Linked DNA regions of Mus musculus: region 2 is linked to region 1. A link is a loop called in an ENCODE intact Hi-C map of the cell type or tissue named here. Cell type or tissue: left cerebral cortex. All regions are shown on one strand.

Region 1 (8,000 bases):
TGTTGACAACTGGAATTAGCAAGCCCAGAAGTTACCACTGCTCAGGAACTTGCATAGCCGTGTTGTATAGATTCTAGCCTGATTCTACTCATAAATTGAGCCATCAGATTGCTTCTGTCACACTTATTCAGCAAGTGGATCACCTGCCCAGGCTTTGGAGCCCTGTGGGCTGCAGTCATCTGTGCAGGTTGGCAACCCAGAGACCGAACTCACTGTATGTCTCAAATGTTCCTTGTTTTAAGGAGTTTGAACAGTTGTTGGACTACACACTCAATTAATTACACAAGTTATTAAACTTTGCAATTAAATCTGACTTAATTTTTTAAGCATTTGGAGGAATTTGAGGCAGAATAGCAAATCATCAAATGAAAGACTGCAAAGCCTGGCAAAACCTGGCTAGCTTGCTTGTCACGTCTGCTCCTCTCCGGAATACGGGGCAGGCACTGCCCATAGTGTTTGACCTAGCAAAGCATTCAGTTTTCTTCCTGTCAAGTTGGATTCTGAGCCAGCAATAAGAGAGCAGAGAGCCGGGCCTTGTCTGAAAATTTCTCCACATTTTTATCATACGGTTCAGATAGTGAGTGATCAATCTCTGTGGTTGCCTGTATTGGGATTTTCTTAATTCAGCACAGCTGAATACAAACAGGAACTCAAATCCTGAATCATGTCAAGTCAGTTGGTGTGGACTCTGCTGCCTGAAAGACCCACTCCGAACCAAAGCAGAAGTCTGTTGAATACTTTATAGAAAAAAATTCTAAGTTACATTTAGCATCTTGTAGGCCTCTAAGACATTCCTCTCCTTTGCTATTCAGTCCCCGACATCATATTCGAGCCCCTCAGAAGTAATGCTTGTGGCCATGTGTTGTGTGTGCGCTGGTAGGTAGGTACAGGACGATCGTGAGTCCGAGGCCTGCAAGAGCTTCCTAGTGATGTTAAGGTCAGCATGGACCCCACACACTAGAGATCCTGTCTTGGAAACAACAGAAGGTTCAGCTGTCCCAAAGCTTTGCCGCCCCTAGTGCGTAGCACTGCCTCACCCATGAGCAATACTTAGCAAGGGTTTAGTCAATAGCTTTTACTCAACTGCAGAGACATATCTAGATTTTACCTTAAACATGCATTCAGTGACATTTCACTGAAAACATGCGTTATAACATTAAAACACGTATACACAGATACGCAGACACACAGAGAGACAACCTACCACTACCACCACCAACAACAACAAATAACCACATCCCTATTGGACATTTCCCTTTCTTTCATCTCTCTAAGTGACAAGTCTTTTTTCCCCCTGATTTATTTCTAGAAATATCCTTTGGTTGACTCTTTCAGGCCACCCTATTTTTCCTGTCCTGGCCCTAAGCTATAACCTTTTCCTCATTCTTGGCATTGACTGTGCAAGCAGCTTAAATCCATTTCCCAGACTCAGCCTCCCTCTCCTACACTTGGATCTTGTGCTATTGCTTATGAGAAAACATCTGTACATCCTTTGACCTATACTGTGTATAAAATCTGTATCTCTGCTGCCCAGCAGTCACCACTATCCACAGGTAGCCAAAGTCCTGGAATTAAGACTAGTGCACATTGGTAGATGCTATATGTGAACAGTCCATATTATTTCAAGAGCCAGTGTAAAATGTAAAATATCTCATTAATAATTTGTATATTAAGACAGAGCATATTAAAATAATATATGCATACTGTTGTACTATAATATATATTACTTATAATATATATTTTATATATATTTGGGCTAATCATCTGGGTTATTTCCTAAAGCTTTCTAAATTACAAGTTCTCTTTGGCATCATTCTCTAAAACCTGCAAAAACAGAATCTTAATGGCTCTGTTAGCTAATGCAGCGTATATTGTGATTACGAAAGTATGGATCCACAAAGGCAGTGGGCTTAAGAAGTTTGCATAGTTAGTGGCCTTCCTGGCACCCTTGTTAGACTGAATAAACAGAACTCCCTGACAGATCCTCTCCAGTCTACCATGTGGGACAATCTGACATTCTGGTGAGTCACTTTCTAATGATAGTCTTTCTTTCGTTTTTTCGTATGTAAGAAACCAGCGTTTTAAATAAGATGTGGCAAATATTAATCCCTAATTAATGATCTCTTAATGCAGCAAAATGAATTGCAATTTCTACAGAAACAAGGAGACAATTTTTATGTATATCAGATACCCCAATATGCAGTTAAAAGAGTATAGAGTGCTTCAAATCCTGTGAAGGCGAAGCTCTAGGAAAATCCTATCAGTTCCAACAGCATGTACCATTTCTGCATGCTGTTAAAGTGCAGGCCTGGGGAAGCAGCTATGTTGGCAGAGTACTTATCTAGCATGAACAAAGCCCTAGGTTTGATCCGCAGCACCACATCACCCAGCATAACACACATAACACATTTGTAATCCCGGCATCAGGGGTTCAGGCAAGAGGAGGGAGATTATTTTTGCTGTGTGCTTTCACCCCTGGAAAATGCAGAAGGAAGAAGGCATTCTTCGGTCAGTCATCAGTTGCCTGAAAATGGCTGCGAGCTCCTGTTCCAGAGTGCCTGCCTCATCTGTCTCCCTGTTTCGTGTCTTGAAGTGGAAAGAACCATCAGAAAATTAAACAATAGCAGTCGAATACCTAGGAGCAGGAGGGATTGATTCCTGAAGTGAGTCAGGGGTGTGTCATCCTGTGTGACACTGACACCAAGCTAATTGAATGTTGAGACAAACATGCGTTTGCCTGTGTGTGTGTGTGTGTGTGTGCGAGCGAGTGCGCACTCACACATGTGTGAGTTAAAGCCTTCCTGTCAGTATGTGAAGTGACTGTGAAGGGCACCACAGCAAACTCTGGTTCTATCAAGAATGTACCTATTTTTAACATGCTGGATCAAGTGTCTGCAGTCATAGGGGATGAGGAAGGAGTAGAGAATGTGTGTGTGTGGGGGGGGGGAGACTGACTTGAGGAGATTCTGTAAAGGACCCTCTGGCGTGTTTACAGTTCAGCTGTGCATTCTTAATGGCTCCACTGCTGCCAGGTCAGGTAACATTTTCTTTGCATGTGATGAATGGCAGAGAATTCTCTTGCAAGGGAACCAAGGAGCTGGGAGGGGGGAAAGGGGAGGACAGGGATAAGAAACACACAGCTCCAGAGGGGTACAGCCCTTGCTTTGCAGTTGCCTGTGTGGATAGAAACCAGATGGCATGCTGGAACACCCGCTTGGCTATCTGAGGAGCCAAACATATGGCTAATGGTGGGGAGAGCGAGCCTCAGAGCCAGAGCTTTGCTGATGTTTCATATTACAGATTGTTACAGTGTGTCATTACATGGCAAACCTAAGTGCTTAATACCCACTGCAGGCGCTGGCCATACACTTACAAGAAGGACTGTTAACTCTTTGCTGGCTCTGAATGGAGGAGTGACATCATCGGGAGACTGAAAATGTCTGGTGTGGAGGAGAATTTTGTAGTGGAAACAATATTGTTTTAAAACGTGAGAAGCCATCACTCCACTGAATTCAGCTGTGCTCTGAGAACCTTTTTGTACGAGACTTTATTTCCCCTTCTCTTCCTATTTCTCTTTCTTTCTAACACACACACACACACACACACACACACACACACACACACACACACACACACTGAGGTTGGGGGGGGTGCTAAAATCAAAATCCAGGCTGCGACACCACTCTGGTGGGTCAGACAGCATGATCACCTGGAAGCCACATAGCTGCACTCAGAGGTCGCACATTTGAAGTTTCTGTTTGGGAAGCTCTGGGCAACAGCAGGTCTGTGTTATCTGAGGAGCTGCTGAGCCCATTCATCTGCTTTTCACAGCCCGCTTCCTTTTATTTTTAGCCAGATCCGTCAGGCCTGACAGGCGGGTAATTCGAGCCAGAGGAAGGGCAGCGCTCCAAGTCCTTTCCACAAAGCAATTCTTCTCCTCCCTCCTGGGAGGGCTCCAGACTTGGCCTGCTTCGGGCAGATGGATTTGTTGAGTCATGTGAGAGAGAGCATTTACACAAAAACACAGTGAGGCAGTGGAAATGAGACAGAAAGAAGGAAGGAGAGAAAAAAAGAAAGAAAGAAAGAAAGAGAGAGAGAGAGAGAGAGAGAGAGAGAGAAAGAAAGAAAGAAAGAAAGAAAGATAGATAGATAGATAGATAGATAGATAGATAGATAGATAGATAGATAGATAGATAGATAGAGTAGAGCAGCCAAAGCAGAAAGGAGGGTGAGTGAGCCAGGGAAGCTTGTGGCCTGCAGCGTGCAGCCTAGTGCAGGAATTCTGCAGCAGTCAGTGCCCGAGGAATGCCATAGAGGCTCTTGTATATAAGGTAATGTCTAGTTTACTGCATGGGTGGAACCCGGCTAGACGCTTCCTCTTTTTAGCAGAGGAAAGCAGTACTGGGAAACTTATATGTATGTATATATATATTTTTTACAAGCAGCACTCAGTAACAAAGACCACACTGTGACAGTGTTGGTTCCAGTAGCGGTAACTGACCAATGGGCTGCTTTAGAGAAAAAAATGAGTTTGCTTTGTGATGTAATACAAGTTTGCTTTGTCTGGACGCCAGCAAGACTGAGGACACAGAGGAGGGGGAAGAGGAAAATTGGACCAGGACTTTTGGTTAATGGTTTCCAGAGATCATTGAGAGAAGTTGAGTGGAGGGGGGAAAGTGGATAATGTGGAGAGTTGCTGTGAGGTATACCGTAATTACGGTAGGTAAAACAGAGCTTTTCCTATGGCTTCCGTGCTCAAGCTGATGTGAACGGTTTTGAAACGCTGAGGAAGGCATTGTTTCCCCCCACCCTGCCAGCACCCCCACCATGGCACTAGTTTCTCCTTTAGCATTTGGACAGTGAGAAGAACCAGATTCTACATTATGGGAAGCAGCATTAACTTCATGGATCGGTTTTGCTTACTCTTGGTACCACAGGCCTTTAAAACAGTCCGTGGAAACGGTCCCCGCTGCTCATTCATAAAGTTTGAATTAGTTTATATACAATAGTGCAGGAATTCTCCCGGTTTTGCAGAATGAAAGTCTGCCTAAGAGAAAAACGACCAAGTTATCTAAGTGTGCGATCCGTCCAATGGAAGAAAGCACACAGTGCAGAGATCAGGAAATACATGGACACTGAAATGGAAATGGAGAGACGAGGGAGTGACTTCATAGACAGCATCCCCGCAACCTTGCATTTATTCTGAACTCCACTAGTGCAGCCTTCCCCGCCCCCTTCTCAGCCTCCCTAGAATGTAGGTCAACTTCACCATGGCTCCTCATATTTTGTTAGCATTTTAAAAGTTGGAACATTTTGCCGATGTTTTGAGACGGAAATGTATTTAAGTTGCCTGGGTGGTTTCAGTAATTCTGGAACGGAGCTCTCACATTCCTGCTGTTGCTAGTCACCAGTGAACTGGAGTAGTCAGCATGCAGAAACAGCTTCAACTAGAACAAGCACAGCGCTCACAGTGTTGCTGATCAGACGCTCTGACGCTCACACCCCTCCACGTCCCTTCACGCTGCTCCGGTGATTCCGCTGCGCTCTTACAGGGCCGCTTTGAGTTATTATGCTTGAAGGAAGAATGAGGACATTTTTGTGGCTGTTGTGCATTTTAGGAATCCCAGACTACACAGCAGCGACATTATCATTATTTTGAAGTGGCTTTGTTTTAACCCTACTTTATAACATCGAGTCTTCCCTCTCCAGCAGGGCATCTCTTACCGCGTGGCTGATAGTTTGGACCAGGTAATAATTATGGAGAATGCACTATAGCTGAGACCTCACATCTTGAACCCCAAGCATGAAGTAGTGAGAGCAAACTGGAGGTAAAGGAGGCCTTTTCATTTCAAAGCCTGCCCCAGTGATGTACTTCCTCCAACAAGGCTGCACCGCCAGACCCTGGGGTCATTTTTTGTTCAAACCACAGCACGCGCTGGATCTGTGCTTTACCACTGAGCTTGTAGTTTATAGGTAAACTCAGCATTTGAAATGGAAATATTAGGTATATAAAGTTTCCTACATAGCAAACAAATGATTTTAGGGAGAATTCTGTCTGTCTGTCTCTGTCTCTCTCTTACACACACACACACACACACACACACACACACACACACACACACACACGCACGCACGCACGCACGCACGCACGCATGTGGATTGGGGAGGGAAAGGAGGAGAGGGAGACAGAGAGAGAGAGAAACTGAGACCTGGATTTTGTTCTTGAAGAACAGCCCCTTTCTTGTACTCTGGTCTCAGCAGGTAAAATCCCTCCAGGCTATATCATAGGTCTTTCCCCAGAGTTACACCAGAGGAAGTGGCCCTGCTATCAGAGCCCTGGAATGTTGATATCAGCAGCAAGGAAATGTCTCATTTTCACAGCACCCAGAGCTGGAGCCTTAAGCTCACCCACTCTGTATCCCATCCCAGAAAGAGAAAGGCCGATAGGGTAGGCTTTCTTCTTAGGAGCAGAGCCGACTTCCTTCCCATGCTGGTGACTGCAGTCTCCTTGAGAAGGAATGTGTGCCTTTCCACAGGAGAGGCAGGCATACATTTCCTGTTTATTTTGTGAGGACTGGTGTCAACTGCTATAATGAGATCAGAGGAGCCCCTGAGGGACGTGGCCTGGCTGTGTCTGTGCCAGTCCCCTGAGCTGAGCTGTTGTTGGAGAAAGCAGGCAGCCCTACAGTTCCTGCTGGTGACATAGTATGTGACTGTGCCCTTGCTGTTTCTTGTCCCACCAGTGTCAGCATTCCATCATCCAGTTGTAAATTATGCAAACATAAACCTAAGACCGACTGCTTCCTTGCCTGGAAGGCTCCTGCCAAGAATGGCTTGACAGGCCCGGGCTTTCCTTAAGCTCTTTCTCACCTGACTACCATTAGGAGGAAGAGTTTAAGAATAAGTCGCAATATAGCTGATACGACAAAGAATGTATTTCTGGGTCTAACCTGAGCAGCAGTTAAATGAACACATATGGGAAATAATTATGGCAGAATTGAGTTTTAATTGGACATTTCGAGCAGACTAGAATATCCTGAGCAGGCACAAGCTGACCCACTTTTTGATAACCCCTCCCAAACATGCACATAAAACCTTAGGTATGTCCAAAAAACCAAAAAAAGATAGTTTCATGTATATGAGCTCAAAGCAGGATAGTGACAGTACCAAGTGCTGAAAGACTCCAAAGCTACCCACCGTGGTAGTGTAGGGGCTACCAGCTCTCAGCTGTCGGGGCTGAGATGTTTATACTCACCAGTGGAATTGTTTGTTGAGAAGGGCAAGAATGTCCTCTAAAGCATCATGTTTGAATGGATCTGGTTTCCTTGCCAGCATGGTAAGTGACGAGCTATTTGGATTTTGAAAGTGGTTCAGATCATGAAAGCACTCGGGCTGTGGTCAGACCAAACCTTATCTTTGTGGAATAGTTTAACAACGCAGCACATGACAGTGCCTCAGAGAGAACAGGCCATGCTACAGCAAAGCTGGTAATGAAGAGGACAGATCCTGCACCACACAGATGATCTTTGGGGTGGCCTTGCATTCGAGCCTGTCATGCTGCCAAGTAGAGCTCTCTTCAGGGAATCAACAGAAGCATTTCCCCCAGAGAAGCAAGACAGTACACCCATTCCAGGCCTCCAAAGTGGGCGGATTTAACCTGTATATATCACCTCCTGTTGAGGAGAGTCTCTCTGTATAACTTGTTGTCTGGGTCTGCTTGAAAGAAAATAGGTCCTGTAGTTGTGGCTTTGATGGAAGAGTGAGCTGGCCTCTTGGTTTCTTTAAAGAGGTGCTTTCTAATTCTCTCCCATGACATCAGTCCCTCCTCAGTTGGAAGTAACCCACTAGACTGTCATTTGAGATTCCCACCAAACTGTAGAAAATGGACTTGCCTGAATTATTCAAGCCCTCAAGAGAGACGCTCTAGAAATCTATCAGCATGTGTCGTTTGACTTTTCCTGGGAAGACAAGAACACAAGTCTATTCACCCCAGATACAGC
Region 2 (8,000 bases), 47 kb after region 1:
TTTTTATTAGTATACTGTGATATTTTAAAAATCTATCTCAAAATTAATTTTGTATTCGCCTGATTTAGCTAATTTAGATTTACAGGCTAATGTTTGTTATTTGACTTTTCCCTTGTGTAAGTTGTGTGTTTCTTACTGACTTTGTTACAGTTTGGTTTCAGACATGAAAGTCGCACATTCTAAGCGTACGTTCTGATGGTTTTTCACTAGTGTGTACCATCATGCAGCCATGACCACAATAAGGATAAATATCATTTCCCTCCCAGCCAAATGTTCCTCCTGCCCTTTAACCCTCTGCTTCCTGCCTTCCACCTCCGATCTGTTTTTATCTCCGTAGTTTCCCCTTTTCTTGAATGTCACATAAATGGATTCTCACAATGTGTAGACTGTGACATCTGCCTTGCACTTAGCAGCTTGCTGCTGCTGTCCGTGTTGTTAGAGTCTCAGTATTTCATCTTTTCACATGTGAATAGGCTTCCCTGGTGTGTACCTACCTGGCTTGCCTCATCCAGCAGTAGCTGCACATTTGAATTATTTCCCTGCGGAATTGTAAATCAAGCTGCTGTGAATACTGACCTGTGACTCTTTGTGTGAACAGATAGTTTGTTTTTAAATTTTAACCAAAAGTATACTTTGTTTCTGTTGCTGGGTTGTCCTCCTTGGCAACACTTGAGCCTCCCCGCTGGCTCTCCCTTCCTTTTGCCTTCTGTCTTGATTTCCTTTGGGTTCTCTGTTTCTTTCCTGCTTCGTTTAGGTTGGATGGGGTTTTACTTGGTTTTATTTTCATAAGTCTGTGTTTTATCGTGAAACCATCTTTCAGTACTTGCCCTAGGTCCGCTGGCATCCTGTCTCACTTACAGTCTCACACTATGTGGATCAGCTCCACTTTTTCTCCACAACAGTTCAGGGATCTTAAACTTTCTTAATTGTGGTCACTTGCTTTTGCTCTAGTGGTTATATAATTGCTTACAACCATTGCCATGGTTATATCATTTTTAATTTGTCTTATCTTTAGGCATTGCTCATCACTCCGCTGCACAGTTTGTGGCTGTCTGGGGTTAGACATACATTGGCTCACCGTTTCTGCCTTATTGCAGTTCGTTGCTCTTGGCTGTGCATCCTGTAGAAGTTTCTTGGATAACAATGCTTTTTGATTTAGATTTCCTTAATTTATCTTTGTTTGCTCCCAAATACATTTCTATTTGCTTTTGGTTATGAAAGTTAGCTTTGCCAGCCATACAGGCAGAAAGTATAATTTGCTCCCAGTTTTTAAAAGACATTTCCCCAGGATTTCTCATCTTCCAGGAAATCAGCCATTAGCCCATCATCCATCACTGGTAGCTAGCTACTCTGCCTTTTTCCCTGGCTAGTGACATCTTAAGTAGTAGTCAGCTATGTAGTCTGGTGAGGACCTCTTTTATTTAGTATCCACTTGGCTTCCCAGATTTAGAGAGTCTGGAAACTTAGAGGAGAGATCACCTCTCATGCTGGCTCTCTGTCTCCAGCCTCCCTCTCTCTCTCTCATGGTGTGTCTCTTCTCTGTTTGCTTGCAGGTTTGTGTATACTTTCTATACCACCAGCTCTACTTCAACTGCATCTGATTTGGTATCAAACTCACTCATTGAGCCTCTTATTAATTGCTATTTTTTCCTTGATTTATTTTGCTTTTTAAAAATATGACTAATCATAATTTGGTGGTTTTTAAAAAAATTTTTTTGAAGTCTTTTCTTTCTCTGAACCTGTGTGTTTTTCACTCTGCACTGAGTCTGTCTGATGCCTGCAGCCTCTGAGAAGCCGAGTCTACAGTTTGCTCTGCCTCATTCTAATTCAGGGTAGGCCTAGATTCTTGTATGGTGTGTGAATTCTGCTTTGCTTTGTTTTGTTGTTTTTTTTTTTAATTGTGAACTGAATTTCTGGGATCTCTGTGAATGAAAACACTTTGAAACTTGGATAAAATTCATTATTCTGAAGATGTATTCCATTTGCTTCTTCCAGATGCTCCTCAGCTTCCTATTGTTATATACATATAGATAGATAGATAGATAGATAGATAGATAGATAGATAGATAGATAGATATAGATATAGATACATATAGTTATATATACATACATATAGTTATATATATATATTTATACATAGTTATATATATAATTTTTTATTTCAAGTAGAGTGAGTATGAGCTGGAATTTTCTAAGGGTAATTTCCCCCTCCCCTCCCCCTTCCATTGCTTGCCTTTGCTTATGGTCCAGGGGAAATTTTTTCTTACCCACTGTAGATTCCTCTTCAGAGTTATTGGCTTTGGCGCTTGTATCCTGCGTGTAGACATTAAGCATTCTTTGAAAGCACAACCTCCTTGTTGATTATCTAACACACCCCCAATAGCCATTAGCTCCTGCCTCCTGCTTCAGGGTTAACTGAACCCTGTGTTCTAGCTTTCTTGTCCCTTCTGACAGTTGTTATTATCTTAGAGTTGAACCATCCCTTGCCTCCAGCTCACGCTGGTGTCTTTCAGGGCCCTTTGTGCGTATACCACATCCTGACAGTAGAAGTCCTCCTGATTTCAGAGCTGAACTATCCAAATGGGAAATGATAATGGCTGACTTAGATCTTTTTCATGGTTATTTTTTAGTTCCGTGACATTGCCTTAATGGCACAGGAGACTGATTCTCACTTAAGGACAGCTAGCACATCCTTGACTAGAAATCAAAACTCTGAGATGCTTCAGTATGGCCACTAAGAAATTTTCGAGTTTTAGAGAATTTTGGGTCTGGGATTTCTACAATTAGGGATGGTTAAATGTCCAAGATCACACAGATGTCCCCAAGTCTGAAAAGTTCTAAAATATGATACAGTATTGGTTTCTGGCATTTAAAGTGGTTTTCATAACTATTAATATTTACTTTTAGAGGACTTTGTGTTCGTTTTTGATCCACTGAAGCAGTGTTATAAAAAAATCTATAAGGGCTGGAGAGCTGGCCCAGGAGTTAGGAACACTTGTCCTTGCAGAGGACCAGAACCTGATTCCCAGCACCTGCATGGCAACTCACAAGTATTTATAACTCTAACCCCAGGGGGATCCAATGCCTTCTTCCGACCGCCAGTCATACAGACGTACATCCAGGCAAAACACCCAAATACAAAAGTTAAAAGAAAAGTAGCATATAACTAAAATCGTTAAGAATAAAGCTCCCACCCATTCACTTGCTTTTCAAGAAATGCTGATGGAGTTCTTTATCTTTAGGTTTTGGGGAACAGATAAATCATGAATTACAGATGCCTACCCTTGTTGAGCTTAATCCTAGTTAAGGAGATAGACAGATAACAAGATAAAAATTCTGGCAAGTGTGATGAATGTAACTGGGAGCAGTCGAACACTCACAGGAAGATGGGAGTTATTTTTTTCATATTTTAAAGAACAGCTCTAAGACTGATTGGAGCTCTGCTTATATTAAGATGCATCCAAACTGTTAAGTAAACATTGTATCACTACACCGTAATTAATTCTAACTTAAAGTAGAGATTAATATGTCCATTTGTAGAAGTTAATAGATTGAAACAGTGAGTGTTTTTATAGATCTCTGGGCATCTCTACTGAAAACACAATAAGACACTGAGAAGATGGCTCAGAGGGTAAAATGTTTGCCACACAAGCATGAAGACCTAGAACTCATGGAAAAGTGGTGGGTATGTGTCTAATCTACCCCCGAGGGTGCAGACACAGGCAGGTCCTTGAAGTTCATTCACAGGCCACTCTACCCAAATTGATAACGCTTCAGGTTCAGTGAGAGACCCTGTCTCAGAAATAAGGTGTAAAGAGATTGAGAAAAGATACCCGATATTGACTTTAGGTACATACACTACACCCCCCACACCCCACAAACACACACACACACACACACACACACACACACACACACACACCAATTAAATAAAGTATCAATTTCAGTAAAACACCAACTTTATGGTAACAAAATTAAAGATTCCTTGAGTTTAAAAAGCTAGCATTAAATAGGAAAATACTCATTTCTACCCCTCAACCTCCACAAACCCAGAGACAAACAAAATATTCACCAACCACTAAATACCCTAAGGGCCTAATTGTCTGTTATACTCAACTCACTGTATTGGTTCTGAAAGTCCCAACTGGTGAAGATATAATAGGCTATTCATTCCTTTAGTACAAAAACTGACAAACAGGTCAGAAGGAAGCAGCAGAGAACAAAGGGAGCAGCGAGTCCTGGGGTGACAAGCAGCAGGCACCGTTTCTAAAGGACCACCGTTAACCTGGCGACCACAGCTCTGCAGACCAATAGCGAAGGGCCATTTATAGCTCAGTTCCCACGAGGGCACAACTGTGCTCTGTACAGCACGTCGGAGGGGGACAGAGAGTTTATTGTTGAACAATGGTAGTGGCTCCCCGCAGGAAGTAGGGTGAATGTCTGGGTTAGCGGCACTGGTGACTTCATTGATCTGACCTGGGTAAGGATCAGACAGGACTCTGAACAGGAAGAGTTGTGGGTGGTTTATTCATGAGAACTGTGCTTTTTATGGGTTTTGCTTTTTTAGTAGTGAAAGCATTACCCAAGATGTTTCCTTGCTTACTGTCTATCCTGAGATTTTTGTTTCAGGGAGCGAACTTGATGGGGAACAAAATATCCACCTTCCTGTAAGGACAAAGGGTTTCTGGGAAGCTGCCAGTCACTGTCTCGGGTTTGAATTGTAAAAACCAACAGACGCTTCTTCGGAAAGGATTCTGTAAACCTTTTCTGTTGTTGTTTTTTAAGTTAACCAATAGTCTGCGAGAAAGCAACTGTTAACTCGTTTTGTTATTTATCTGTGTTTCCCAACCCGTGTGCCGAGGGGCTCTGGGACAGCGTGTTAAGTCCGAGGGCAGCTCCAGAGTTGGCGGCATACATTGTCCATCGTGGGGGACACGCCTGTAGAGCCCTGTGCCAGTATTAGCCGGAAGCAGGTCCTACTACATCAGCATTCAACTGCACCACGTTCTCTTGATGACCTCATCTCAATGCTAAAGTGAGAACAGGAAGGGAGGGTGGTGGGGTCTATGCTGACGCCACAGCCTGATGTTCTGCAATACTAAGAGATACAGAGATGATCTCGTAATACGTTTTTACAAGGTTATTTAAGAAGGAAATAAAAGTAGTGCTTTTTACTGTATAAGTGTTTGTCCAACAGTGACTAAGTCATTAGTCCATAAATAGTTATATTGTCTGGGGTCAAATGACCTAACAAACAAATAGCACCATTGAGCACTTGTATTATAACACAGGCACTGTTAAGTACTTACTGGTACTCTAAGAGATTTACACGTTATTTGGGAACCTGTAATGTGTGTTCCATCCCATGGACACCCACACACAGTTTTGAATTTATTATTTGCCGTTTGCTTCACATATTATGGAAGTCGTATAGAATATTATTTAAATTTTGTAATAAACAATTTGCTTTTACTTGACCTTCCATATTTTTAAGCCAGCCCTCTAAGGACTTGCCGCTCTTCCCCTTTCGTCGGAGGTCTGGTCAGACTCCTCGCACAGCCTGCTTGTTTAGATAGCCAGTATCCGGCAGTTCCATGGGCTACACCCCTGGAAAACGATTCCCAGGATCAAAGAACAGGGACTTTCTAATGCCTGTATTATCCAGATGGAGGGTGTGCATGCCAAGCTGCCCCTTACAAGACATTATATTGATTCCTTTCCCTTGAGAGTGTTTGAGATTACCTCAGCCAAACCAAGGACTGCATTGGGGAATTCAGTCATTGGTGCTCAGGGTTGTGAACCAGCCAAAGATGTCCCTCCTTCCCAACCACGGAGTAAGTGCAAGGCCAGTGAGAAAGCTGGCTGAGTCTGTGCTGGCCAGAAGTGCGCAGAGCCTCCAGTTCAGGAACTGCAGCAGGAGCTAGCGGTTGCTCAGAGCAGCATTTGAGAGTGGCCACACAGGAAAGAGGAAAGCCGTTGCTAGGAAACTTCTCCTTTTGGCTCATTCCAGGCTTATCTAAACAGGACCCTCCTCCACAGGTTGCACTGGAGAACAAGGATGTAGCTCAGTGGTACAGTGCTGTCTGAGCATGACAAAGCTCATCATTTGATCCCATTACCAAACAAACTCAGTGTGAGTGGAACATGCCTGTAATGAGAGGCAGAGAGCCAAGGTCTGGGTCCAGGGAGGTAGCTTAATTACATGTTGCTAGCTGTCCATGTAAGCCTAAGAGCTGAGTTCAAGTCTCCAAGATCCTTAAAAGCTAAGCATGGTAACATGAGCCTATAAGCCCTGTGTCAGGGTCAGAGAAAGGGAGAGATCCCTGGGGCCTGCTGCCCAGTCAGTCTGGCTAACTCAGTGAGCAACCCTGTCTCTAAAAAGAAAATTAAAGAGGGCAAGCAGTGAAGACAGCACATGACACTGTTAAACTCTGGCCATCACACACGCACACACACACACACGCACACACACAGAGAGATGCACCTCATGTGCATGAACACAGAGAGAGCACACACTGATACACACAGAGACATATACAAACAGAGAGATTAGACAAACACAGACACATACATACACACACATATGCACAGAGAGACACACACATACACACAGATGCACCTCATGTGCATGCACACAGAGAGAGCACACACTGAGACACAGACAAACATATACATACAGATAGACAAACACAGACACACACACATATGTACAGAGAGACACACACAAACACACACACAGATGCACCTCATGTGCATGCACACAGAGAGAGCACACACTGAGACACAGACAGACATATACATACAGATAGACAAACACAGACACACACATAAGTACAGAGAGACAGACACACACAAAGACAGAAAGGGGCTTATCCAAGGTCATTTTTATGGCCAACCTTGACTTCCTGACACCTTACCTCACCACACACACACACCTATGCACCACATGAATGCACATGGAGACATACATACAGAGATATAGACACACACACGTACAGAAAGAAACAGACAGATACACACAAAGACAGAGTTATCAATGGTCATTTTCAAGGCCAACCTCGGCTACCTGAGACCCTGCCCCATCACACACACACACACACACACACACACACACACACACACACTTCACCCTGTACTGCAATTCCATTCTACCTCCGTAAGATGAGACAAATGACCCAAGACAGGAGTTGACGTTGGGGATGCTTTTGGAAGGACAAACTTCAGGATAAAGATCAAGCAAGATCTTTTCCTCTGCAGTCCCCAGCATCTGTGTTTCCATCTCTGACCAAATATGCATCTCTTTAAATATTTAATTGACTCCTAAGCTGATATTTTCAGTTCTGTCTCAAGAAGGAAATGTGTTATGTGTTTTAGGCTTAGAACATGGAAGCTATGTGTATATCTTGGAAATGTTTCCGTTTTAAGAAAGCTCTGAAGCCCCTTTTCAGCCCTTTAGGAGATGAGCCATCTTGTACAGCTTCATCTCTTTTCAGCCCTTTAGGAGATGAGCCATCTTGTACAGCCTTGTACAGCTTCATCTCTGGAACGTCCTGAGCACATAAGCGTTTGTGGGCGTGGGCATTTCACAGGATGCTATATGCACTGCCCCCCCCCTTTTTTTAAGAAGATGAATATCCACCTTTTCTCAGTTTATGCACAGAGCTGACAAGATGTCTCAGTGGGCAAGGCACTTGGCGGGAGGGTGTAAAGCTGGATGCGGCGCCCCAGCTGCATGCAGACCCAACAGTCATGGCAACTCAGCTCTAATCCTAGAGACAGGGATCCCTGGAGTGACCAGGCTTGCTTGGGTAGCCCAGTCCTCAAGCTCCAAGTTCAAGTGAGAGGCCCTGCTTCATTATTAGGGATGCAGATTAATAGACAGGACAGTTAATATCAGCTTCTGGATTCAGCATGTGTGTGCTTGCATGCATCCAAGCTCGCCTGCACATGCACCCATGCATGCAAATGTGCACACACGGACAACAAAAAGACATTTAACA

The links. Hi-C counts contacts between places; a loop is a spot of excess contacts. Peaks named below come from ENCODE experiments on the same cell type or tissue, not always from the same donor. Only the 100,000 strongest peaks of a DNase experiment are listed, where the experiment ranks them.
Region 2: it touches region 1 in a loop (2.8-fold over the local background); 5 of 42 quality-filtered maps call a loop at or near these places.

What each region holds. Positions count from the first base shown.
Region 1 is chr4:32,300,010-32,308,009 of GRCm38, forward strand. It overlaps a transcript of Bach2 not described here. Among named protein-coding and RNA genes, the nearest start is that of n-TGccc3, 74 kb to the left of the region's middle. RefSeq lists an enhancer at 1,894-5,401. In left cerebral cortex, no CTCF peak of the experiment used is centred here; DNase peaks (open chromatin) are centred at 3,242, 3,901, 4,380, 4,518 and 2 more places; H3K4me3 peaks cover 1,260 bases; H3K27ac peaks cover 3,167 bases.
Region 2 is chr4:32,347,071-32,355,070 of GRCm38, forward strand. It overlaps a transcript of Bach2 not described here. Among named protein-coding and RNA genes, the nearest start is that of Bach2, 66 kb to the right of the region's middle. In left cerebral cortex, no CTCF peak of the experiment used is centred here; DNase peaks (open chromatin) are centred at 4,474, 4,986, 5,951 and 7,607; H3K27ac peaks cover 1,065 bases.